Linked DNA regions of Homo sapiens: all the other regions are linked to region 2. A link is an interaction called in ENCODE POLR2A ChIA-PET data of the cell type or tissue named here. Cell type or tissue: OCI-LY7. All regions are shown on one strand.

Evidence for each region. ChIA-PET counts read pairs that join two places held together with the same protein. Peaks named below come from ENCODE experiments on the same cell type or tissue, not always from the same donor. Only the 100,000 strongest peaks of a DNase experiment are listed, where the experiment ranks them.
Region 1: POLR2A ChIA-PET joins it to region 2 with 51 read pairs; 21 of 35 experiments call an interaction of 5 or more read pairs at or near these places.
Region 3: POLR2A ChIA-PET joins it to region 2 with 13 read pairs; 19 of 35 experiments call an interaction of 5 or more read pairs at or near these places.
Region 4: POLR2A ChIA-PET joins it to region 2 with 95 read pairs; 22 of 35 experiments call an interaction of 5 or more read pairs at or near these places.
Region 5: POLR2A ChIA-PET joins it to region 2 with 22 read pairs; 11 of 35 experiments call an interaction of 5 or more read pairs at or near these places.
Region 6: POLR2A ChIA-PET joins it to region 2 with 51 read pairs; 19 of 35 experiments call an interaction of 5 or more read pairs at or near these places.

The regions. Positions count from the first base shown.
Region 1 is chr2:196,164,516-196,168,515 of GRCh38, forward strand. The region is part of intron 1 of STK17B (serine/threonine kinase 17b); the gene reads right to left. Among named protein-coding and RNA genes, the nearest start is that of STK17B, 5.1 kb to the right of the region's middle. RefSeq lists an enhancer at 2,646-2,715. In OCI-LY7, no CTCF peak of the experiment used is centred here; a DNase peak (open chromatin) is centred at 2,484; H3K4me3 peaks cover 3,926 bases; H3K27ac peaks cover 3,869 bases.
Region 2 is chr2:196,272,769-196,276,768 of GRCh38, forward strand. It overlaps HECW2 (HECT, C2 and WW domain containing E3 ubiquitin protein ligase 2), which reads right to left. Exons shown (of 29, transcript NM_001348768.2): 16 at 1,253-1,355. Among named protein-coding and RNA genes, the nearest start is that of HECW2-AS1, 15 kb to the left of the region's middle. In OCI-LY7, no CTCF peak of the experiment used is centred here; DNase peaks (open chromatin) are centred at 1,943, 2,363, 3,003, 3,873 and 1 weaker place; H3K4me3 peaks cover 3,345 bases; H3K27ac peaks cover 4,000 bases.
Region 3 is chr2:196,186,172-196,190,171 of GRCh38, forward strand. No RefSeq gene overlaps it. Among named protein-coding and RNA genes, the nearest start is that of STK17B, 17 kb to the left of the region's middle. RefSeq lists an enhancer at 523-572. In OCI-LY7, no CTCF peak of the experiment used is centred here; DNase peaks (open chromatin) are centred at 680 and 2,140; H3K4me3 peaks cover 458 bases; H3K27ac peaks cover 2,437 bases.
Region 4 is chr2:196,174,516-196,178,515 of GRCh38, forward strand. It overlaps a transcript of STK17B not described here. Among named protein-coding and RNA genes, the nearest start is that of STK17B, 4.9 kb to the left of the region's middle. RefSeq lists an enhancer at 1,786-2,045. In OCI-LY7, no CTCF peak of the experiment used is centred here; DNase peaks (open chromatin) are centred at 196, 1,359, 1,796, 2,766 and 1 weaker place; H3K4me3 peaks cover 3,581 bases; H3K27ac peaks cover 4,000 bases.
Region 5 is chr2:196,211,612-196,215,611 of GRCh38, forward strand. All of the region lies in intron 28 of HECW2 (HECT, C2 and WW domain containing E3 ubiquitin protein ligase 2), which reads right to left. LOC124906154 (small nucleolar RNA U13) reads right to left here and starts at 3,711; the gene lies at 3,608-3,711. RefSeq lists an enhancer at 115-164. In OCI-LY7, no CTCF peak of the experiment used is centred here; a DNase peak (open chromatin) is centred at 2,170; H3K4me3 peaks cover 308 bases; H3K27ac peaks cover 662 bases.
Region 6 is chr2:196,181,018-196,185,017 of GRCh38, forward strand. No RefSeq gene overlaps it. Among named protein-coding and RNA genes, the nearest start is that of STK17B, 11 kb to the left of the region's middle. In OCI-LY7, no CTCF peak of the experiment used is centred here; DNase peaks (open chromatin) are centred at 1,514 and 2,284; H3K4me3 peaks cover 1,801 bases; H3K27ac peaks cover 3,092 bases.

The DNA.
Region 1 (4,000 bases), 110 kb before region 2:
ACTTATTGCTATGCCTACTTAATAAAATATCAATTATTATTCTTTTAGCACCCTCCTGTAGTAACCCGCTAAGCATTTGTTCCTCCTCTGACATCTTTTTTTCCTATTTTCTACTTATATGTACTGTTCTTTATCTTCTTAAATTCAAATGCCAACTATAGTCTACTTAGCCAAAAAGCAGTGTCATTAGAGTTCAGCGTTTTCAGTTTCTACATTTTCTCTTCTTGGTGTTATTCTCAAATTATGAACGCGTCACTGCAGTTCAGCCTGGGCGATAGATGGAGACCTTGTCTCAAAAAATTAAATTAAAATTATAGCTTTCACATAACTAGATAGTAAAATTGTTTTCTCTACATCTCTTAGTCTTTGGGGAAACAGCTCTAACTAGTTTTGGGGTACATCTCTAGGAGTCAAAGGGTTGTAGTGTAGCATTCTGAGAATAACCTTTAGACTGAAAGACACCTGGGTCTGAATTCCATTCATCCATCATACCAGCTATGAGACCTTAATTAAATTATTTAACTTTGCTATTGTTATGGGCTGAATTGTGTCCTCCCCCAAATTCCTAAGTTGAAAAACCCTAACCCCTGTATCTCATAATGTGACTGTCTTTGGAGACAGGGCCTTTAAAAAGGTGATTAAGTTAAAATGAGGTCATTAAAGTGGGCCAATTAGGACACAGACACACACAGAGGAAAGACTATGTGAACACACTAGGAGAAGGCAGCCATCTACAAGCCAAGAGGGCAGGCCTCAGAAGAAACCAACCCCGCAGACACCCTGATCCCAGATTTCTAGCCTCCAGAATCGTTGAGAAAATATACTTCTGTTAAGTCGCCTGATCTGCGGCAACACAGTTATTTAAAAAGAAAACAAAATATATAATATTTCAAATGTAAGATAAGGAACACTATATACAAACATTTACTTTCCAATCTTATTACTTGGTCATATTTCATTTAAATTAAAAATAAAACATATTAGACATAGCCCCTTCTTTCCACCCCCAGTTTACACTCCCACTAGCACTGGATGGGACGGTTTATCACTACTTTGACAATACTTGCCCAATTCAGACTTTTAAGTTTGGCTATTCTAGTGTGATGAAGGTGAAATGGAATTTTGTTGTGATTTACTTCGCATTCCCTTTTACTGGTGAAGAAAGCTTCGATTTTGCTGCCTCTAAAGTATGGATGATAAAAGAATTGATCTTCCAGTGCTGCAAGGATTAAAAATTAAAATATGCTGAACTCATGTCCACTGACACAGGTACAGTGCAAGTCACAAGGGCATATCGCTATTGTTCCACAAAACAAAATTAACATTCTACCCAAAAATACTCTCCCTGCAGTTCCCTGCCATTGTTGAACAGCTGTACTGTTTCCATGTACAAAATTCTCATCCCAACTTAGTCTAAACTTCATTCTTAAAAGTATTTTTGTTTTCTGTTTTAACTACTTATGTATCTTCTTAGTTCTGATAGCGCTCAGTTTCACTGATTTTTTTCCATTGTTCTGAAAGATCAATATGGGTACCAATTTCCTCATAAGTTCATCTATTTATTAAAAATATACCTACATCACAAGCTGCTTTAGGCATCCATTAAGCATTTCTTAAGTTCATTTTCCTTTTATTTACTGCATCTGAACCAATTGTCAGAGCCAAGATATTTTTCCATTTCCTCTCCTTTGGCCAGTTTTGCATATAGTGGAGCATGAATGTCACCTTTGTCCACCAAGCCCTCCTCAAACATCTGGTTGCCCTTCATATAAGGTACATGCAGGTTATGAGTCAGCTCTCTGTCGCTCCTTCTTGTATCTTCCTAAATTTCCCACCAAATTCTCTTTAACTCCAACAATTCCCAGGCCTTTTCTTGTCTTCTACCACACTTCATATTACCGATTCTAAATTACCTATATGTCTCACTCCATTTGAAATTCATTTCATAACATTTTATCAGGTTATAGCATTTAAAAAAAATCTTAAGGGACCTGGTAAGTAAATTTATATGCATGTGTATACACGATTAGATCCTATAAAAAGTGTAATAGAAGGTAAGACACAATTAAGCTTTTAATCACACAGTACTACTACAAATAATGGTATCTCACTTATTTTTAAAGATTTTTTTCATTAATTCTCATTATAATAATTACCAAAAGAATTTGGAAGTAGATCAGTGAAGGAAGGAAAAGAAGGAAATGTTAGGCTTGATCTGGGCCTTCACTTACTTGAATGCAGAAAGCAAGTGTGATGTGAACAAAAGCAAGACTATCTCTATAAACCTCTAGCTCTATTTTAAAAAGTATTTATCATGATATTTATTTCAAAATTATCAAATAAGAAAGTTTTTAAAAAATAGAATATACAATAATAAAGACATTTAGAAAATCAAATTGTCTGTTTTGATTCCTTCATTAGCTCCCCAGTATCTACAAGCTTTCAAGTACTTACAGCATGACACATAAAGGCCTCTGAGGCCAAGTATACACCAGCTACATTTCCTGCCGCACTCATATTTCATATTTTGCCACCACATCTTTGTTATACTTCTTTGCCTGAAAAAGCCTTTCTACTTTCCTTAAATGGCTAACTCTTCTTACACATCCTTCAAAACTCAACACAGAATGGCCTCTCCCCCAGGAAGCTTTGCCTAAAAACCACAGGCTGATTTAAAGGCTTCTCCTTTATGCTTCAAATAAGAGGATCCTTGGCATACTTCTTTACCTCAAAATGTAACATGTTAGATTGCAATTCTGTTCAGTGTTTAAAGGGCAGCATCCTTTTACTTTTGTGCCTAAGCAACCAGCATGGTATCTGCCACCCGGTAGGAATTTTAAAAATGTTTGATGAACTGAATTGTAAGAATTATGAGATATAGAAAAAAGAATTTGTAGGTATATCTCATGTCTTCGAGGGGTTAGGAGAACTTGAGATCCATCTTGAATTTACAGTACTGGAGCTCTGAATGCAGCTAGTCTCTGCTTAATTCAGCATTTGGACAAATAAAGTAACTATTTTAAATTGCACTTACAAAATGTCAGTTCTAAACAGGTAGCCACAAAGTCTGGAAACACAGATAAAATTATTTTGTCATATACTATAATGTAATGCCAATAGACCTTTTGTTTTTACCACTGTTTCCAGACAAGGTGGCTACTTGTTTTTAATATAAGCTACTAATACAAATACCTACTGCAGTTAAGAACATCACTCTTTTAAGAGCCTCCAAAAATCAGGAGATTCAGGTAAGTGTCCTATCAAGATTTATCACTGATAAGTCTAGATCATCATGAAGTACATTGGAAAGGCAACAGGAAGCAAAGTAAGCCCGAAGATTCTAAGGGAAGCAACTCCTTTCTACATAGGCATTTAAGGCATTTACTGCTAGCAAGCTTTCCCTAGGAAACTGAAAAAGAGATTTAACGTCCATCAAAAGTAAAGGAAGAACTTTCTCCTGGTGTGGCAGAAGTATGTGTTTTTAATTAGTCATTGATTAGAAGTATTGGTATCAAGATGGAAATGATGATGATTTTCAATTTCAAGGAAGAGATTATATTCCTCATATGTATTCTGCCAACAGGTTTTGTTTTTTAAAATATTTTGAACAGAAAATATAATTCATAAACTTAATCCTCTAAAAATCACAATAGGAAGTCAGCTAAACTAACTCTAATCCAACCATTCTAGTATATACTATCCAAGGGCTGAAGTGTCAGGCAATGACTCCTAGGCCTGACTCTGTGCCAAGACCCTAAGGCCTAATGCTGTGTCTTCCCACCTCCAGAAAAAGAGTTAAACCTGTTAATTGTGAACCAGGATAAAAGGTTGAAAAACGGAAATAGAGTGGGGGATTCCGGGGTGGGCAACAAATGCATGGTGCTTGTCACTCACAAGACGGAAAATTGGGTTTCTGTTGTAAAATATTGTTTACTTAATAGCACCGCTTAAGTACTATTTATTCAGTAACTATTACAATGCAAAATGGAATCTGCCTTTA
Region 2 (4,000 bases):
GGATAATTATTGAATCGGGGTTTATAGTGCGTCTGAGCTCAGAGCCCACATAACTGTCTAAGCAACAATTTTATAGTGCTTTAAAATTCCATGTGCAGTATTTAGTGTCATATTAGTAATAACATAAAAAAAAACCTAGACTGTTAGACTTCAACCCTACATTTCTTCTTATCCAGAGGTCAAGCTTCTTAGGTCATGGGCATTACATTGAATTTCATGACATTTTTTTTTTAATTTAAAGAAGACGTTTTAAAACAAAGATAAATGGAGAGCTGGTCTAATTTTTTTTTTTTTTTTTTTTTTTTTTTTTTTTTTTTTGAGATTGGGTCTTGCTCTGTCCCTAGGCTGGAGTGCAGTGGTGCAATCTCGGCTCACTGGAACCTCTGCCTCCCAGGTTCAAGTGATTCTCCTGTCTCAGCCTCCAGAGTAACTGGGCCTACAGGTGCGTGCCACCATGCCTGGCTAATTTTTTGTATTTTTAGTAGAGACGGGGTTTCACCGTGTTAGCCAGGATGGTCTTGATCTGTCGACCTTGTGATCTGCCCATCTCGGCCTCCCAAAGTGCTGGGGTTACAGGCGTGAGCCACTGCGCCCAGCCAACCTAGTCTAATTTAAGACGGAGCACGGAGCCCATATGGCCTCCCACCAGTCTGTCCACTCCACCTGCCTCAGGCGCTCCAGGTTTGGCAACCACTGATCTACTTCAACCTCATCCTTTTAATAACAACTCAAGTTGTTTTTCAGGCCTTTCTCCCACACTCATTTATTTTTATTTTACTATTTTAGAGGTTCTTGCTGCCTTCTATTTGTGACAAAAGCCCTTAAGAATGTGCTCTCTTTGATTGTTTATTTTGTGAGGCTGCTACAGATTCACACACCATTTAAATTCTGTCTTGGCCTTAAATATATACTAAGTATATGCTAGTCCAAATTCTTAATTTATAATGATTGCATAATGTATTACCTTAATAAATTATTTTTCCTTAACTTCAATAATCTAATATGATACCTCTACTCAGGAAAGGTAGGGTGGTATTAAAAAACAATCTCATCCTTTAGGATATTACAAGACAGAAGCCCTTTGAGACTCAAGTCTGTAGGATTTTGTTATACATTTCTTAAGGATAATGCAGCAATTTCTCAATATAGGGCAAAAAGTAGCAGGCTAACAACAGGGGAAGTATCAGCACAGTGTACATGGTACAGATAATGGCACAAAAGGACAGATGATTTCTGGAAAGGGATGACATACCCACTGGAACCATGTCCTGGTACTGTGGCCTACTGACTGTATTGAATGTACTGGATGGCCTGGGAAGAACTGGTGGTCCTGCATGTCGAGAATCTTCTCCTACCTGCAAACAGAAGCATCATTTATGTTCTGCACCAAGAGCCAGAATGCTCTATATCAGCATCCCAAACCAAGTTGTTCAAAATATTAACAATGAGCATAGTGAAGTACCACTTGATCAGAACAGATACCAGCTGTGGGGCTGAAGCAGGGTTCTTAGTTATTGAAAGCCTTGTTTTAGTGGCTAAATGGTGGGGGGAGTTGAGGCATCCACATTCTTGAGAGGGGCTGGGGCAGTGACTCTTTACCAAGTGGCACAGAAGTAGTTCAATCTGCTTATAATTACTGAGGCTGCAGCAGCTAAACAGCAGACTTGTTCATCAGGACTAACTTCTGCATTGACAGAGCACAGTCTGCAACAACACAATCAAAGGGAAGACTGAGTGGTATAAATGTTTTGGGGCAGTGCCAAGATATTTCTTCTTTTGGCTAAGGCAGGCCAGGGAATTCCCTGGCTCAGCAGAGGAGGGGTTGAAGAGCAGCAATCTTCATGTGGGGTTTCGAGTTAGTGTATTATCTCCTCAGGAGCAATTCTCCATGCCTATTAGAACACCTGGTACAACAGATCTTTCTGGTTTGAGCCTCCCACACCAGGGTGCTAATAGGAGCAGGTGTGGAGGAGCTAAATAGGGTTGTCCTAACCAGAATTATTTATTGCACCTAATATAGATTTAGAAACTCATACACACAAGTAGATAACCAAAAATACCCATTAACAGCCTTACCAGAAAACTCTAATGTTGTTTTTGCTTCTGCTTTAGCATTTTCCCCCATATTACAGAAATCTTTTGAGACAATAGCAGAACAGCAGTATAAGAGAGAATAAGAAAAAATAACACACTGTACTGGATTTATAAACTGGGATTTTGAAAAGAGAGTTTTATTCCACCCACAACCATTTGCAGCCCTTTTATCATGTTGCATCACTTGGGTATTTGCTGAGGATTTTTCTAAAGACTCTAATGCTGGAAATATCCTCCCCACCCTCCACCGCTTGCTTGTCCTTCAAGAATGCTCTCACTCATTCTTCAAAGCGTAGTTCAAACAGCCCCTCCTCGACAAGGTCTTCCCTCTCCTTCAAGCCCAAGTTAAATACAACCTCCTCTGAGCTCCCACAGAACAAACAGAACAAGCAGCTGCCATTGTGAACAGTTTATATTATTTGTCAATTATACCTCACTAAAGCTGGAAAGATATAAATAAAAAGAAGAAAACATGATTATCTAAAGGTATATTTTTCTTTCCCAACTATTAAAAAAGAAAATTTACAAAGCATTTTTCGTTCATATTTTTATTCATTTGTAGTAGGGTTTCATATTTTCCTTTCCTATTAAGAATGCGGGAAATGTGTGGGCCAGGCACGGTGGCTCACACCTATAATCCCAGCACTTTGGGTGGCCAAGGCGGGCGGATTACAAGGTCAACAGATCGAGACCATCCTGGCCAACATGGTGAAACCCCATCTCTACTAAAAATACAAAAATTAGCCGGGCGCGGTGGCAGGTGCCTGTAGTCCCAGCTACTCGGGAGGCTGAGGCAGGAGAATCTCTTGAACCCGGGAGGTGGTGGTTGCAGTGAGCAAAGATCGCACCACTGCACTCCTGCCTGGCGACAAAGCAAGACTCTGTCTTAAAAAAAAAAAAAGAATGCAGGAAATGTGTTATTTATTTGCATCCCTCATAACAGCAACCACTATGTTTCTTCATTGTAGCAGGTGTTTGGTGTTAACTTGTTAGATGGAAAAGACATCAATATTTCTACTGAATGGAATATTTGCTGAAGGAATATAAGACAGTGGCTCAAATGACTCATGTATGTAACTAGAAGTCTTCTCATCCTGCTTCTCTTGAGTTACTGGCTTTGAGGAATGAATACAGCTATTCTCTGGGGAGATCTGATCACTAAGTACAGATTGTTAGTCAGATAACTTATCATTTCAACACTCCAATATATACTTTCTCTCCTCACAGTATGTTGCCATGTCTCATCATTTCCCAGAAAAGCCAAAGGTCTTCTCCCTAAGACCTCAGTCTTTGCAACCAGACCAGCGGACAGTGGGCAATCCCTCTGATGGGCAGCACTTCAGGATGTGCATGCTTCCAACAGCTGTGTCAGAAAGGACACTCCCCCGGAAGGTTTAACAATGTGGAGGGCTGGACACTCAGTCTGTATGGACTTATCTCTGGGCCACTGCTCAGTTTCCAGCCATAGGAGGAAAAGTCTTAATGTATCCCTTAGGGTCCCTCTCTCATAAAGGCTACTACTACTAGACCATGAAAATATTCATGTTTTAAGGTAGAGGGGTTGAAAGAAAATGAAAGTATAGCTATTAATCTCATGCATGTTTTCCCAGAAAAATAGTCCTAACTAGACCAAACAGCCAGCTTCATACTGTGAAGTCATGATAAGGTGAGTGGTTAAAGGGCACGGGCTATGCAATAAAATATCAGACAGAGCCCTAATTGTGCTACACATCGCACACAAGGTCCAAAGGTGAGAGGTCTGTTCTGCTTTTAAGATGAATGTTGTTAGTGCCATTCAGTTCACCACTAATGGGTTACATGACAGCAAGGTAAAGATTTATTAGCTACTCATAAAACAGAAAAATTTTTGCACATACCTCATCCTGTAATATATTTGTATATCATT
Region 3 (4,000 bases), 87 kb before region 2:
ATTATCATGAATTACTATAATCACAATCTATTCTACTATTGACAGACATTTGCATTGTTTTCAGTTTTATTAATAAAGTGCTATGAAACAAATCCTGAACATTTGTTTTGGTGGACATAAGCACTCATTTCTGTTGGGTACACACTCGGAAACTGGAATTGCTAGTCATGGTGTGCATATATTTGGCTGTAATTGATGCTGCTAAACAGTTTATCAAAGTGGTTACATCAATTTACACTCCTACCAGTAATGCAGAGAATTCCCATTGCTCCATATCCTTGATAGGTGTTAACTATCATCAGTTCTTTTCATTTGAGTCACTCTGGTGAAGATAAGCGATGCTTTTATAAACTATGCATGGCACCTCTGAATGGGTTATAAGCCCTCAGAAGAGGAAAGATCAAGAGTTTGCTTCTGGCTCTTACATGAATCTGACTTGATACTACTCCCTGGTCTCAAGAAAATGAGGCTTACATTTCTGGCCACCTACTAGGTGAAGTGGAGCCTCCCCAAAGAATAGAAATAGACTAACAACTGGCTCACAAATGCAATTAACACAAATAGAGAAATGGGTCAGAGCCAAGGGCAAGACTTTCACCTCTTTGGTCAGAACCACAGAGACCTCCAACAGAGGGGTGAACAAAGCCTCGTCAAAGTCAGTCCACCTTTTGAACTGGACTATTAGAGCAGAACTAGTTTGAAGTTAGTGAGGAAGTGCCTGCCTCATGTAGAGGGTCAGACAACTGTCACTACAGTTATTGTATTTTGAGCACTTTGTGTGTGCTACACCTGGGGCTTTATGCTTTATAGAAGGTAATAGTTGGGACTGTTGGGTTGTAAATAACAGAATCCAACGTAATTTTTTAAATATTTATTTTTATTTTAAATTCCAGAGTACATGTGCAGGATGTGCAGGTTTGTTACATAGGTAGACATGTGGCATGGTGGTTTGCTATACCTGTCAATCCATCACCTAGGTATTAAGCCCAACATGCATTAGCTATTTTTCCTAATCCTCACCCTTCCCCCACCCTACCTCCTGACAGGTCCCAATGTGTGTTGTGCCTCTCCCTGTATCCATGTGTTCTCATTGTTCAGCTCCCACTTATAAGTGAGAACATGTGGTGTTTGTTTTTTTGTCCCTGCATTAGTTTGCTGAGGATAATGGCTTCCAGGTCCATCCATGTCCCTGTAAAGGACATGATCTCATTCCTTTTTATGGCTGCGTAGTATTCCATGGTGTATATGTACCACATTTTTCTTATCCAGTCTATCACTGATGGGCATTTGGGTTGATTCCATGTTTTTTGCTATTGTGAATAATGCTGCAATGAACATATGCATGCATTTATCTTTGTAATAGTATGATTCATACTCCTTTGGGTATATACCCAGCAATGGGATTGCTGGGTCAAATGGTATTTCTGGCTCTAGATCTTTGAGGAATTGCCACACCATCTTCCACAATGGTTGAACTAATTTACATTCCCACCAACAGTGTAAAAGCGTTACCATTTCTCCATAACTTTGCCAGCTTCTGTTGTTTCTTGACTTTTTAATAATTGCCATTCTGACTGGCATGAGATGGTATCTCATTGTAGTTTTGATTTGCATTTTTCTAATATTCAGTGATGTTGAGCTTTTTTTCTTATGTTTGTTGGCTGCATGAATGTCTTCTTTTGAGAAGTGTCTGTTCATGTCCTTTGCCTACATTTTAATGTTTTTTGTGGTTTTTTTTGTAAATTTGTTTAAGTTCCTTGTAGATTCTGGATATTAGACCCTTGTCAGATGGATAGATTGCAAAAATTTTCTCCAACTCTGGACCAACCTGATTATTAATAAAACTTAATTTACTTAAAGGACAGCTATTCTGAGATTCTCCTTCTCTTTATATAAATATGTTAAAATTTATTGCTTATTATGCAATAATGATGAGTGGATGATAATTGCTACTTGTTATTGGCAAATGTTCCTTTTAACTGTACGTGTAGTTTGTAACACTAGGCCATTCTCCTGTTCCCACCAATCAATATTTTTCTTTTGAAGCGTGGGGCTGAATTTTACTGCTACATGACAACCAGGTGAGAAAGTTACTGTTTCATACTGTTCTTTAACACATGTGCACTTTCATCTTGTATCCAAGAATAGCCCTCAGGTTCTTGTCAACAACATCCTCTCTATTCACATAGCCAAAGGTTAGGTGAGTTTGTGTATCTGATTTCTCAGCATATTACTAATTTAAGGCAGCAAAGTAGAGAATGAGGAGGGGCTACTTTAGTCAAAATGAAGCAAAAATGAAATTTTAGTGAACCAGAAAGGAGAATTAGAATGGTATTAACAGTAAAGCATAGTCTGGACCATTTAATTTAGGAATAAAACAGTTGAATATCTACCCAACTATTACAGCATAATATTGTTTGTTGTCTATAAGGGTGACCCTAAGTTATCAACAAATACATTTTCTCTAGTGTGTCCTATTTAAGATCATAGAAATTTGTATATCTTTTAAAAGATCCCCATAAGAAGAGTTAAAATGTTTAGGTTTTTCACACTTAGAGAGTTATAATAAGCTGTAAAAGTCTTTTATGTGGAATAATTTAGTTCTTGGGAATGGAAGATAACTGAAGGTATTACTCTAAGAAGTAAAAAGATAAATAGATGTATTATCAATTACTTGACAAACAGTGTCATGTGTGGCTTGAATGATGAATTTAGTTGACTACTTAGTGTGAAACTGCTTCTTTAGATTTCTGCACACCCATCTGTGTAATGAGTTAGCTACTCCAGAACCTTTCTAGGCATGGCACCATAGTAGCTGGTTTCCAAATCTCTGGCACTTTATTCACTTTATTAGGTGGAATCTGTCACTGAAATATTTCTCTGTAACCAATAATTCTCTTTTCTTCTTCTTTTTTTTTTTTTTTTTAAAAAAAAACTCCATTTACTTTTAATGCAAAATATCAGATTTACTATCTATAACACAATTATATTGCTTAGGATGAAAACATTGCTTACCTATCAAGCAAAGATTCTTCTCATTGCGTGGGAGGCGAGAATTCTGCCACTGAACCAGCAGTGCTTCCTCATATTCTTCTCATTGCTTGGTGTTTTTGCAGTTGTCTGTGCTCATTGTTATAGTTGCTATTTGGTTGCAGTTAAAGATTGGCCTCTTGTTACCCTATGAGTAAAGAACCATTAATGAATTGATCTGGGGGGCTGTGTTACATATTCTGCTTTTAGGGCTAATTTTAAAATTAGCTATTAAATTTTAAATACTTTAATTTTAAAAAATTGTTTTAGATTTATAGAAAAATTGAGAAAATAGTAGAGTTTCCATATACCTCACACTAGTTTCCCTTGCCAACATCTTACATTAGTATGGCACAATAGCTATAATTAAGAAATCAACACATTTTTATTAACTAAAGTCCATACATTATTCAAATTTCTTTTGTATTTACCCAATGTTGTCTTTCTGTTCTAGGATCCTATCCAGGACACCACATTCCACTTAGTCATCATATCTCATTAGGCTCCTCTTGGTTGTGATCATTTTTCAGACTTTTCTTGGTTTTGATGGCTTTGACAGCTTTGAAGAGCACTGGTTAGCTATTTTGTAGAGTGTCCCTCTATTAGAGATTGTCTGATTATTTTCTCATGGTTACATTGGGATTATGTATTTGGGAAGAAAGACCACAGAGATAAAGTGTCATTTTTATCCCATCATATCAAAGGCACACACTATTCACGTGATTTATAACTGTTGATGTTGAACTTGAGCATCTGGCTGAGGTAGTGTTTCTCCGGCTTCTTCACCGTAACTTTTCTCCCCTTTCCTCCTTCCTTTGCTGTACTCTTTGGAAAGAAGTCAGTATGGGTAGCCCCCACTTAAGAGTGGAGTATCTACATAAATTGTTTGGAATTCTTCTGCCCAGATTTGTCTCTTCATTTATTAATTATTCAATCAATTATTTATCAGTATGAACTTAGTTATATAAAA
Region 4 (4,000 bases), 98 kb before region 2:
CAAGCTCTACTACCTGTCTAGAACTGAATATACCAGAAACCTGTGGCTAGGCTAAAGGTAGCCAGACGCAGGCAAGGCCAACAGCCTCTGAAGGGGCGTGGCTCAACCCCCCACCCAACAGGGGTGCTCACTGAATGGAGACAGGCTCCTCCAAACAGATCCCCTCTCTGGAGGTAGGAATAGTGAGTGTACTCAGATGGAGATGTCGCAGTGCATTTACTCATGGTGCCTACAGCACATTGCAATTTTGAAAGCACTGAGAACCAGAGAGACTCTAAGAGACCTCACATCCCCTGACTCTCTTGAAACACTATTAGCAAAGCTAATTGGGGCTAGTTTTGTCTGATGAGAGTAATAACTCAGACTGGTACAAGTGTCTTCCTTAAAGGGTGACACAGCTTTCCTCTCCAAAACATCCATGATCAACTAGGGCCAATATGCCAATCCAACCACTCACTGCAGTTTATAGAGTATAACCTGTCCTGTAAAAGCTGTCCAAAAGAAATGCCACGCACATTGGCAAATGTTCTACTAGTCATATTTTAAAAAGTAAACACAGATAAAATTAATTTTAACAATTTATTTTATTTAACCCAATATTTCTAAAACATTGTCATTTCAACATGTAATCAACAAAAATTATTGAGACATTTTACTTCCTTTTTTAATATTGTCTTAAATCTAGTATTTTATACTTACAGCATGTCCCAATTCAGATGCCAAATTTTCATCGGAAACACTTGATCTGTATTTAGATTTCACAAAATTTACTGTTGCAAAAAGCAGATTCACATTCCTAAGTTGTTTTGAACAAACTAAAGTTTTTCACGCCAGGTGTGGTGGCTCATATCTGTAATCCTAGCACTTTGGGAGGCCAAGGCGGGCAGATGATTTGAGATCAGGAGTTCAAGACCAGCCTGGCCAACATGGTGAAACCCCGTCTCTACTAAAAATACAAAAATTAGCCAGGCATGGTGGCAGGTTCCTGTGATCCCAGCAACTCAGTAGGTTGAGGCAGGAGAATCACTTGAACGCAGGAGGCAGAGGTTGCAGTTAGCCGAGATTGTGTACCACTGCACTCCAGCTTGGGCGACAAAGCGAGACTCTGTCTCAAAAATAAATAAAGTTTTTCAATAACTAAATACAGTATCAGTTTCTTAATATAAATTTAATGACAATGAAATAAAATAGAAAATTTTGTCATGTTAGCCACATCCCAAGTGTTTCATGGCCACATGTGGCTACTAAGTTAGGCAGTGTAGGTCTGAAGGGCTAGAAACGTGCCTTCTAATTGTGTCTAAATTTCCAGTGCTAGAGACAATCAGAGCAGTCTGGAGCTAGAAAAATTCTTGCAGTTCAGTAACCCAACTCCCTTGTTTTAGAAGGGAAGAAACCTACAGTGAGAGAAGTTGAGGGACTTGCAAAAGATCACACACCTAAATTCGGTGGTACATATCTGAACAATAATTTAGGTCTCCTGACTCTTAATCCTAAGATATTATTTAAGCCTCTTCACATCAGACATACTTCAGAATAAAGTAATTTTTAAATTTATCTGAATCATCACTCCGATGATACAGGCAAGAGAAAGCAAACCTGTATCCCAACTGCATTCTCATAACCTGATAAGAGCACACCCTACAATATTTAAGGCACCCTCCTTCCACTCTGTCTTAGGGTCCATGTGGTTTCATCTGTCAGCTCTCTTACCTCAATGCATCACTGCTTCCTCTCCTTGGAGCCACCTGGCCGAACATCGCTGCCGCCCGCCCACAGAGCATCCGGCCACATTTTTCTGTCTGCAGTTTTCCTCTCCCAGGTGTCTACCACACGTTATTTAAGGTTGTGCTTCAGAGAATCCTTTATATTTGCAAACCAAAATATTCAGTAGAAACTACAGTAAAGTTGTAGAAGAGCTGCTATGCTCCAGCCACAAACACACCAGGCTCTAAAGTTCTACCTCGTGAGAAGCTGTGAGAGAGAAAGAGAAGATATATGTGTGGTTAAGTGTGTGACATCAGGCAGCCCTGCCTTCAAGTCCCAGTTCTGCCCATTCCTTGTTGTGTGATTTTGGGCGATCCTCAGTTTTCTCATCTGTGAAATGGGGATAATAATAATAGCTACCTCCATGAGATTGAAATGGGATAATGCATACTAAGAACAGTGCCTAACAAGAATAAACCCTTGGTTCTGTTCCTACAAGCTATTATTATTTACCAGTGCTTTGCCAGCTCCCCATGTGCACTACTGCGCCCTGTGACTAGCAAGATGCTCAAGACATTGTGGGTTCTATATAAATATTTGTCAAATGGCTTTATAAGATACTTTCGATTTTCCTCACATCTTATGGTTGATGCTAGTAGGGATCATTGGGAGAAAAATGTCATTGGAAAGGAAAGGGGAGAGGGAGGTGACTGCTTTTCCTTTCAGTATCTATCTGGTGGAGACACCCAAGTTCGGAATGAAGCTCTAAGGGTCAACAAATGGTGGAGTCCAGGGGGCCGTGTGAGATAAAGAAATTAGTCACTAGTGTTTAAAGGAAGTAGATATCAAGTGGTGCAAAGAAATAAATACAGGGTATAAATATAGGGTGCTGTCTATTTGATTTGAGTAGATAACGCCTACTAGCTCTCCCTAATAAATCTCTTCCTTTTTCACTTTGCTAAGAAACTTCCTCTGCCAACTGCATATACCATGAATGACAACCTGCTATCACATTCTCCAGGGTACATGGCAGGTACCCTTCCAGAAACCCTTCACGTAGTGAGTCTTCTTACAGCAGGCAGTAGCAGATATAGATAAGGCAGAGCCAACTTTTAATCCCCAGCAACTCCCTCATTAGGAGTGATCTTTGTGTCAACTGGTGTAAGGTGATAGCATGAACATTGAGAAGGCCAATCTACTCTGAAAGTTGAGCCATTTTGTGGCATAAAAGCATTAGTAATGTGGGAAATGGTACTATTCCTGATTATCACAGCATTCCTGACATTGAGAATATTCAAAGATTCTTGAATCTTTTTAGTAGTTGGCCTTTCCTTTAGATTTATAGAGCAGCATTTCATGGCTTCACTTTTACCGAAGAATCAGTAAGTTCAGAGCTGTTCAGAAACCTTTAAAAGGTCACAGATTATGAGAGAATGGTTCTGTAATTTACCAGCTGTGAGATCTTGACCAGGTTAGAAAATCTCTGTGCCTCTATTTTTCATCTGTAAAATGGAGATAATATACTTGCCTCATAGTGTACATGGCAACAACAGTTCATAAATAATGAAACTGGCACTGTTCTAAATGTGTTGCTTATGTTAATTCATCTAATGCTCACATCCTCCTATGAGTTACAGTGCTATATTTTCCTCCTTTAAAGATAAGAAAACTAGCCAGGCACGGTGGCTCACACCTGTAATCCCAGCACTTTGGGAGGCCAAGGCAGGTAGATCATGAGGTCAGGAGATTGAGACCATTCTGGCTAACATGGTGAAACCCCATCTCTACTAAAATTACAAAAAAAAAAAAAAATTAGCTGGGCGTGGTGGTGGCTTCTGTAGTCCCAGCTACTCGGGAGGCTGAGCCAGGAGAATGGCGTGAACCGGGGAGGCAGAGCTTGCAGTGAGCCGAGATCACACCACTGCACTCCAGCCTGGGCAACAGAGTGAGACTCTATCTCAAAAAAAAAAAACAAAAACCAGAAAACTAAGGGACGTGGAAGTTATATACTTGCTCGCAGTCATTCAAGTCCATCCTCTACTACACAGACTTTTTTTTTTTTTTTTTGAGACAGGTTCTCACTCTGTCAACGAGGCTGGAGTGCAGTGGCACAATCTCAGCTCACTGCAACCCCTGCCCCCCAGGCTCAAGTGATTCTCGTGCCTCAGCCTCCTGAGTAGCTGGGACTACAGGCGTGCATTCCACACCCAGTTTTTGTTTTTTTTTTTTTTTTTTAGTAGTGACAGGGTTTCGCCATTTGCCCAGGCTGATCTCAAACTCCTGAGCTCAGGCAACC
Region 5 (4,000 bases), 61 kb before region 2:
GCTATCCACTGCTACCGCAAAGTGAGACTAGGAAATCTGAGAAAAGAATGAGACTCACATTTGCCTGCTTGAAAATTGAAAGGCCCTCCATCATCCTTGTCTAGAAAGACTAAGATTCTCTCCCTCATTGCTCCGGTTGCCAGGACTGCCCTCATCCTTTACAGCCCCTCCAACCCTCCAGGGCAGAAACTCCCATGCCCGACACAAGACCATGCCAGACTTCTTAGAGGATTCTTTTTTTTTCTTTTTGAGACAGAGTCTTGCTCTGTCGCCCAGGCTGGAGTGCAGCATTGCCATCTCGGCTCACTGCAACCTCTGCCTCCTGGGTTCAAGCGATTCTCCTGCCTCCCGAGTAGCTGGGACTATAGGCGTATGCCACCACGCCCAGGTAATTTTTGTATTTTTAGTAGAGACAGGGTTTCACCATGTTAGCCAGGCTGGTCTCAAACTCCTGACCTCAGGCAATCCGTCCGCCTTGGCCTCCCAAAGTGCTGGGATTACAGGTGTGAGCCACCATGCCCAGCCAGGATTCATTTTTTAAGTAAGAAGGACATCTATCCATTTTTCTCCCATGTGTGCAATGTAATTTTTTTTTTAATTTTAAGTTCAGGGGTACTTGTGCAAGTTTGTTATAGAGGTAAACCTGTGTCACTGGGGGTTTGTTTTACAGATTATTTTGTCACTCAGGTATTAAGCCTAGTACCCATTAGTTATTTTTCCTGATCCTTTCCCTCCTCTGACCCTCCACCCTCCATTAGGCCCCAGTGAGTGTTATTCCCCTCTATGTGTCCTTGTGTTCTCATCATTTAGCTCCCGCTTGTGAGAAGATGTAGTATTTGGTTTTCTGTTCCTGTGTTAGTTTGCTAAGGATAATGGCCTCCAGCTCCATCCAGGTTCCTACAAAGAACATGATCTCATTCTTTTTTATGGCTGCATAGTATTCCATGGTATATATGTACCATATTTTCTTTATCCAGTCTACCATTGATGGGCATTTAGGTTGATTCTGTGTCTTTGCTATTGTGAACAGAGCTGCAATGAAGATACACATGCATGTGTCTTATAACTGAATGATTTATATTCTCTTGGGTATATACCCAGTAGTGAGATTGCTGGGTTGAATGGTATTTCTGTTTTTAGATCTTTGAGGAGTTGCCACACTGTCTTCCACAATGGTTGAACTAATTTATACTCCCACCAATAGTGTATAAGCATTCCCTTTTCTCTGCAACCTTACCAGCATCTGTTATTTTTTTGTACCATGTCACATTTTAAATGTTAAACATCATTTCACTCATAGGAAAAAGAAATACACTGGGGCCAACTAGCTTGAGACAGACCAGCTCTTCCATTGTGCAACTTAACGCCTATCAAAAAATAGCAGAAAAATGGCTTCAGTGTATCTGTTCTGATGGTAGGAGAAATGGACTTGATAATATAAAAGAATCTCTTTAGGCCAGAACCAATTTTACAGATCTTTTTTTACACCTAAGTAATGCCCCACATTTCATTAAGGGTGATGACAATGTTGTCAATGAAGAAGTTGCTTCTCATATAACTATACTGTCATGCAATTAAGTTCTTTTAATTTTTTCCCTCCGAATGTACTTTTATTCTTTGTGGAGCCAATGTTAATAGTTAAAGTAGTACAGTGGCTTACAAAAGTCAGGATAAAAAGTTAAAAAAGAACAAAGTAAACACAGTGTTCCTAAGCCTTTCATATACATTATCTTACAATTGTCAAAAATACTCTGAACATTGTTACTCCTACCTTAGAGGGATGGATCTAGGGTTTTGCTTAGGATGATGTAACTAGTGTGTCATAGGGCTTAGATCTGTGCTCCTGCGTGTTACCTGGGTTACATAAGGTGACTGCAACTCTGAAGCAGAAAAGCCAAGTAACTCTTTCTTCTCATCAGACCCCAAAAGATGGGGCTTGTTACGGAGAGGGTATGAAAAGAGGCTGCTTGCTCAATGTGCCTAAGACCATCTTTATTTGTGCTGTTTTATAATCTGGGTAAAACTAGGAATGTAGAAGCAAACTTAGGTCATAGTGAAGACAGGGAGAAAGGACAGTGCCTGTTACCCAACTGTGTGTATGCTACAATAATGAAGAATACCACCATTTACAATGAGTTAGCACATGAACTTCCTGGAGCTCCAGGGGGAAGCAGAAATGCAAATCCAGCCTGACCCTCAAGATTCTTCAGCAACCCTTCGGTGTTACTTCTTGCTCAACCCAACCTAATATACCACCTCCTCCAGGCCTGTTACAAATGAGAAAATCAAGGCTCAAAGATGAAGTGTTCTCTAAGGTCCCAGAGTTAGCTGGTGGCAGAGGTGGGACTAGAAGCTAGGTCTTTTAACTCCTACCCCTGCCCTCTTTCCAATATGCAAATATCCTGCCTGATATGTATTACAGATGATGGTGACAGAAATCACAATGGCAGCGATCACTGACTGGATGCTTACTCATGGCCAGAGACAGTATTAAGTATTTTTCATGAATGATTTCACATCATCCTCAGAATTTCAAATCCACCAGATAGATGAGGAAACAGAGGCTCAGAAGGATCATGCAACTTCACCAAGACCCTGCTGCAGGTAAGTAACAGAGGTGGGACTCAGCCTAGGTCTCTCTGAAGCTAAAGCTCCAGGTCTATATCAAATTACTTGTCTCTACCCATCAGGTTTGGTGAAAATTACAGTGATTAAATATGAACAGTGGACATATCTGCTTACTGTTGCACTTTATTCCATATACTTTAGTGGCTTTACAGAAATAGATTTCAACAAAAAGCTGACCATTAATCTACCCTTTCCTTCTTCAATGCAAATTCTTAAAGAGTTTCTCAGAAGAGTAAAAAGCCTTATTCAGATAGGCTAAATCTGTTGATTTATGTGTTGAAGGGGAGAAAACTCATTATCCAAGCATAAATAAAATGAGCTAGTTCTTTAAATAATGAAATCAAATAATGAATTCCCAGATTTGGAAATCAAATATGCCAGGTAATACTTAGGTGTCTGGATGCACAGCCTGTTCAGACTGTGATGCGTGTGGGGTGGCCAAGGAGGCTCAGGCAAACCCTTGAGCAGTCATTCTTTATCGCTCTCTCCATTTGTATTTTCAGCACCCTTTTTCTCATCTGTTGATGCTGACAATACAGTTCTTAAGAACTGGCATCTTTCAATTGCTAAGAAGAAAGCTTTGATAACAGATTGCTCAGTTGCTTGTACTTAAAGAAACAGATGACATCTTGGGGTACCTAATGTCACCTTATATAGTAACAATAATATCACCTAATATCACTAATAAAATAGGTTTCTCAAAGTCATCTATACTTCAATTTAGGATAACATCTTGGGGTACCTAATATCATTTAATCTCTCTAGAGTATAGTTGTATTATTAGTAAAGTTAGAGGCAATTTCAGCTCCTTTTTACCTCAAAAATGCTACAGTATTACTACTAATTGGATAAAGGAATTCTAAAACAAATTTTCTTCCATTCCTCTTTTGTTCATATGCTCCTTTTCTGTTGCTCCAGCTCCAGTTATCTCCACTCAATCTCAAACACTTTTTGTACTAGTCCTTGCTTCTATTTTCCATATCAGATGGGTAATGTGTGGACGTTGTAATAAGGCTTGAGGGTGGCACATCTCACATATGTGCATGAACACCCAATTATCACACTGACAAATTGCAAAAGGATCAGTCTTTTGCTTTTATTAGCAGCAACAGCAAAGCATTTTTTTTCTATTCTAAGGAAATATGTAATCTTACTATGAATGAGAATACAATGCAGAGAGCATGGAATTAAGACATGTACGAGACAGGCTAAAGAGATCTAGAGCACATCCACATTATCTAATATCCTTTAGAAACTACAACGGTAATTTTTACTGAAGGGATTCTAAATAGTTATAAAGTTAAAACTCAAGCTTCTGGAAACACCTGATTAGAGCCACAATCATAAGCCACAAGCATGATAACCAACGTCG
Region 6 (4,000 bases), 92 kb before region 2:
GTTATATATTTTGACCACTTTTATATTAATCAGCCTTTCTGAAATTCTACAAATAAACCATGGTTAACCAAAATAAAAAGAAAGCAAAATAAATGTACCCTTTGTTTTATCTGCCATAGAAAACGAACAACAGCCAGGCACGGTGGCTCATGCCTGTAATCCCAGCATTTTGGGAGGCTGAGGCAGGAGGATCACTTGAGGCCAGGAGTTTGAGACCAGCCTGGGCAACATGGTGAAACTGTCTCTACAAAAATAAATAAATAAATAAATAAATAAATAAATTAGGCAGGCATGGTGGCATGCGCCTGTAGTCCTAGCTACTCAGGAGGCTGAAGAAGGGGGACTGCTTGAGCTCTGGAGTTCAAAGTTGCAGTGAGCTATAATTGTGCCGTTGCACTCCAGCCTGGGCAACCCTGTTTAAAAAAAAAAAAAAAAAGAAAAAAAGAAAACAAACAACAACACAAATAAGTTAAAACATCTAGCTTTTTGAAAGATGAAAAAAAATGTTGGCCTTCTACTCTGGCTATACATTTTTACTTAGACTTTGGAATTGTGATCCAACTTTCAACAAGCAGAGTGTAAGATTTTCATTGTATTACTTCCCAGCTGTGCAATTTCTATAAAATGGGCAAGAGGCTCTGAAGAGAATGCCTGGTGACGCCATGCCATGTGCTTAGTTCATTATAAATCATTTCAAGTACCTCCAGCCTCGCTGAGCCAGTCAAAACAGAAATCTTCTAACGCATTTGAGAGAATCTTGTTTTATAGAGTGCTTAAGAGAGGCATGAAAAGCATACTAGATTTCAAATGTACCAAATTATCCAGAAAGGATTTTGGAACTGGTTCCTATTAGGTTACTTTTCATTATTATTTAATACGACATATAAAATATAACGCTTTTCTGTTTGAGCTGCTAGTGCCTGGAATGGTTCTGCCTTCTACAATTTCGCAAGCAAATTTTAACGCATTTCTATTCTAGTCTAGTTACTACCTTATTGCTAGACATCAAAAGTGAAAAGTGTGCAGGTCAGTTGGGCCCTTCAGATCTTTCCATTTCATGCTAACTCGAATTATTAGGGACTTAAATTAATTTTGACTAGAAAAAGCATCTTCTTCTACAGTTGAAATACTACCACAGATGAAGGATTCTTTGAAGCAGCGTCTTGAAATAATTTAGGGAAAACGTACAAGGTGAGCAACCCATTGCTATTTCCTCTCATCTCCAATTTCCACAGTTAACTTCTCAGCAGAAAGGCTTGTGTATAGTAGAAATCCACAGACAAGCATAAATTAGTACACCCCACCTTGAGAACAGGTTGAGAAATTTAAAAACTGGCACATGGAATGACCATTGTTAAGCTATTTCTTGCAAGCCTAAACTACAGATGCACCTTTTAAAATATGAGATGTTTGAGCACTTGACAGATGATTATCTTGGTCTACTTGAGAGAAGTTCCACAGGCATAAAATCAGTTGTCTTTATTTCTTCCTGTCTCTCACCCAGGCCTTTTTTTTTTCTTCCTGCTAAGAACAGGAAATTGCAGAAATAAAGATTTGATCAGTCGCCATTAATTCAGTAAGCTTTGTTTAGTTTAACCTAAGCTAACAGCACATTTATAATTTGCCCAAATAAATCACACAAATTATCAGAATAGGCTAGTTTTGTATATAATTATCTCTTAATCACCAGTCCTTGCGTTCTTCTTCTCATTAAGCCTGTCTCTGAGGAGGTTGTCCTTTCACAGTAAAAATAGGCAATACCTTTGAGACACTTTCTGTTACTCATTGACCTAGAAAAATCCCCTCTAGTAGCTCAGTCCTGAGTAGGTCTGAAAGCTTCTGGGTCAATCACACATGCTGAATGTGGCACAGGATATATTAATATTAATAACACTTGATGTCTGTACAGCATTTTAGTCAATATAGAGCTTTCACATGCAATGACTTATCTGAGCCTCAACAGTCTGGGGATTACTGTTAGCAAAGCTAGTGTTATCCCATTTTACAGATGAGAACAGAGGTCGTGAGAGTGACTTGTCCATCAGAGGTCAGGGTTCAGTCTAGGGCTGAAGACTGTGGGCTCTTTCGAGTGACCCCTAACAGAGAAGACTCTCCAGAGAGCACACTTACCTGAGACATGCTTTCTCTTTTCTCTCACCCCACCCCTTGCCTGAAGCATTATAGGAGCCCTATGACAGATCAGCTGCGAACAATGCAGAAGAAAGGGAAACATAATTTTTCTGGAGGACCCAAAGTCCAGATGGCAAGCCAGACCAAGCCCCACGGCTGTCTTACCTGCAGGTGTGTGCAGCACCAGAAGCCCCAAAACAGTGTTCACATCTCCCCATCTGGCCGGGCCACACTCACTCCCTGCTGTGGCCCAGATTGCCTGAGGAGGTTTCAGGTGGGGATTTAGGAAAATCAAGAATGATTTGCCACCTAAAGTAATAAGATTTAGCACAGAACTAAGAATTGCAAACCAAGAGCTAAGGTTAGAGGAAGATATTTAAGAGAAAGAAATGTACTTGCTGTTTTTAAAAGTTGACATTTCTGTAGTAAGAATGAAGAACTAAGAGTACAAATAATTAATTGTTTTTACAGTGAAATGACACAGAGGAATGTTCTAAGTAAAGCGGGGCAATACATTTATACGCAAGGTGCAATGTATCCGTCATTTTATTTAATTCTTGGAACACAACCTTGAATGGTTATTCTCACTTCTCAGATGAGGAAACCCAGGCTTACAGAGTTTGAGTGACTTACTTAAGGCCATATAGGGAGTGAGTGAAGACAAAATTTGAACTCAGATTACAAATCCCATTTCTTTTCAGGATACTGCACTACAATCCAAGTACAGCTTACCTGTTCTCACTTTTATTTTCCATTATGTCCCATCTCTGTAACTCATTATTCAAATAAGTTTATATTATTATAGTGGGAACCTACTTATCTGGTTATCTAACTTCTAAGGAACAGGAAGTAGGTCAAAACTCTTCTGAGAAACATAATAGATGTTACAACGTTCACATGTGAGAAGATTCTCCTTGGCAGCCATTCTGTCTTTCAAGTATACGCTGTAATTATTTTGGATGTTTATAGGACTGCAATGATAGGATACTGTGGGAGCTTTCCCTCTGATCTTCCAATGACTGGCTGCTCTTCCAACTTCAGTTCTCATCTTAAATGTTACATCCTCTGAGAGGCTTTCTCCATCCCTTGCTGCTCCCTGTTCTTTATAGCACTTTTTATAACCATTGGTAATTATGGACTTATTTGTTTATTGCCCATCTTCCCCATGACATTGTAAACTCCCCAAAGGCAGGAAACATGGCTGCTTTATTCAGCAGTGTTTCCTAGCACTTATGGTACCTGGCACAAAGTATGGTAAGTGTTCATGGGATGGATGAAAGAATGGACAAAGGGACATGCAGAAATATGTGGTTTTGTCGTCTGACCTAGGGAAGACTGGATTACGTTTTGAGCTAGGGTAGCTCAATCACCCTTTCCATATAAATAGCCTTGAGATTTGGTGGCCTCCCAAAGACAATAGACAGGAGCTATGAAGCCAGTCCACTGGGACAGGAGGAGGAAGGAAAGTAACATCTACTGAGCCCTTAACAAGTACAAAGCAATGAACTATTAGAAGTAATGGTGGCTGGGTGCGGTGGCTCAATGGTGGCTCATGCCTGTAATCCTAGCACTTTGGGAGGCCAAAGCAGGTGGATCATGAGGTCAGGAGTTCAGGACCTGCCTGGCCAAGATGGTGAAACCCCGTCTTCACTAAAAATACAAAAATTAGCCAGGTGCAGTGGCAGGTGCCTGTAATCCCAGCTACTCGGGAGGCTGAGGTAGGAGAATCACTTGAACCCCAGTGGCAGAGGTTGCAGTGAGCCAAGATTGTGCCACTGCACTTCAGCCTGGGTGATACAGTGAGACTCCGTCTCAAAAAAAAGTAATGGTAAAACCCACAATTACTCTTGCACCAACCTAATAGCTGTAC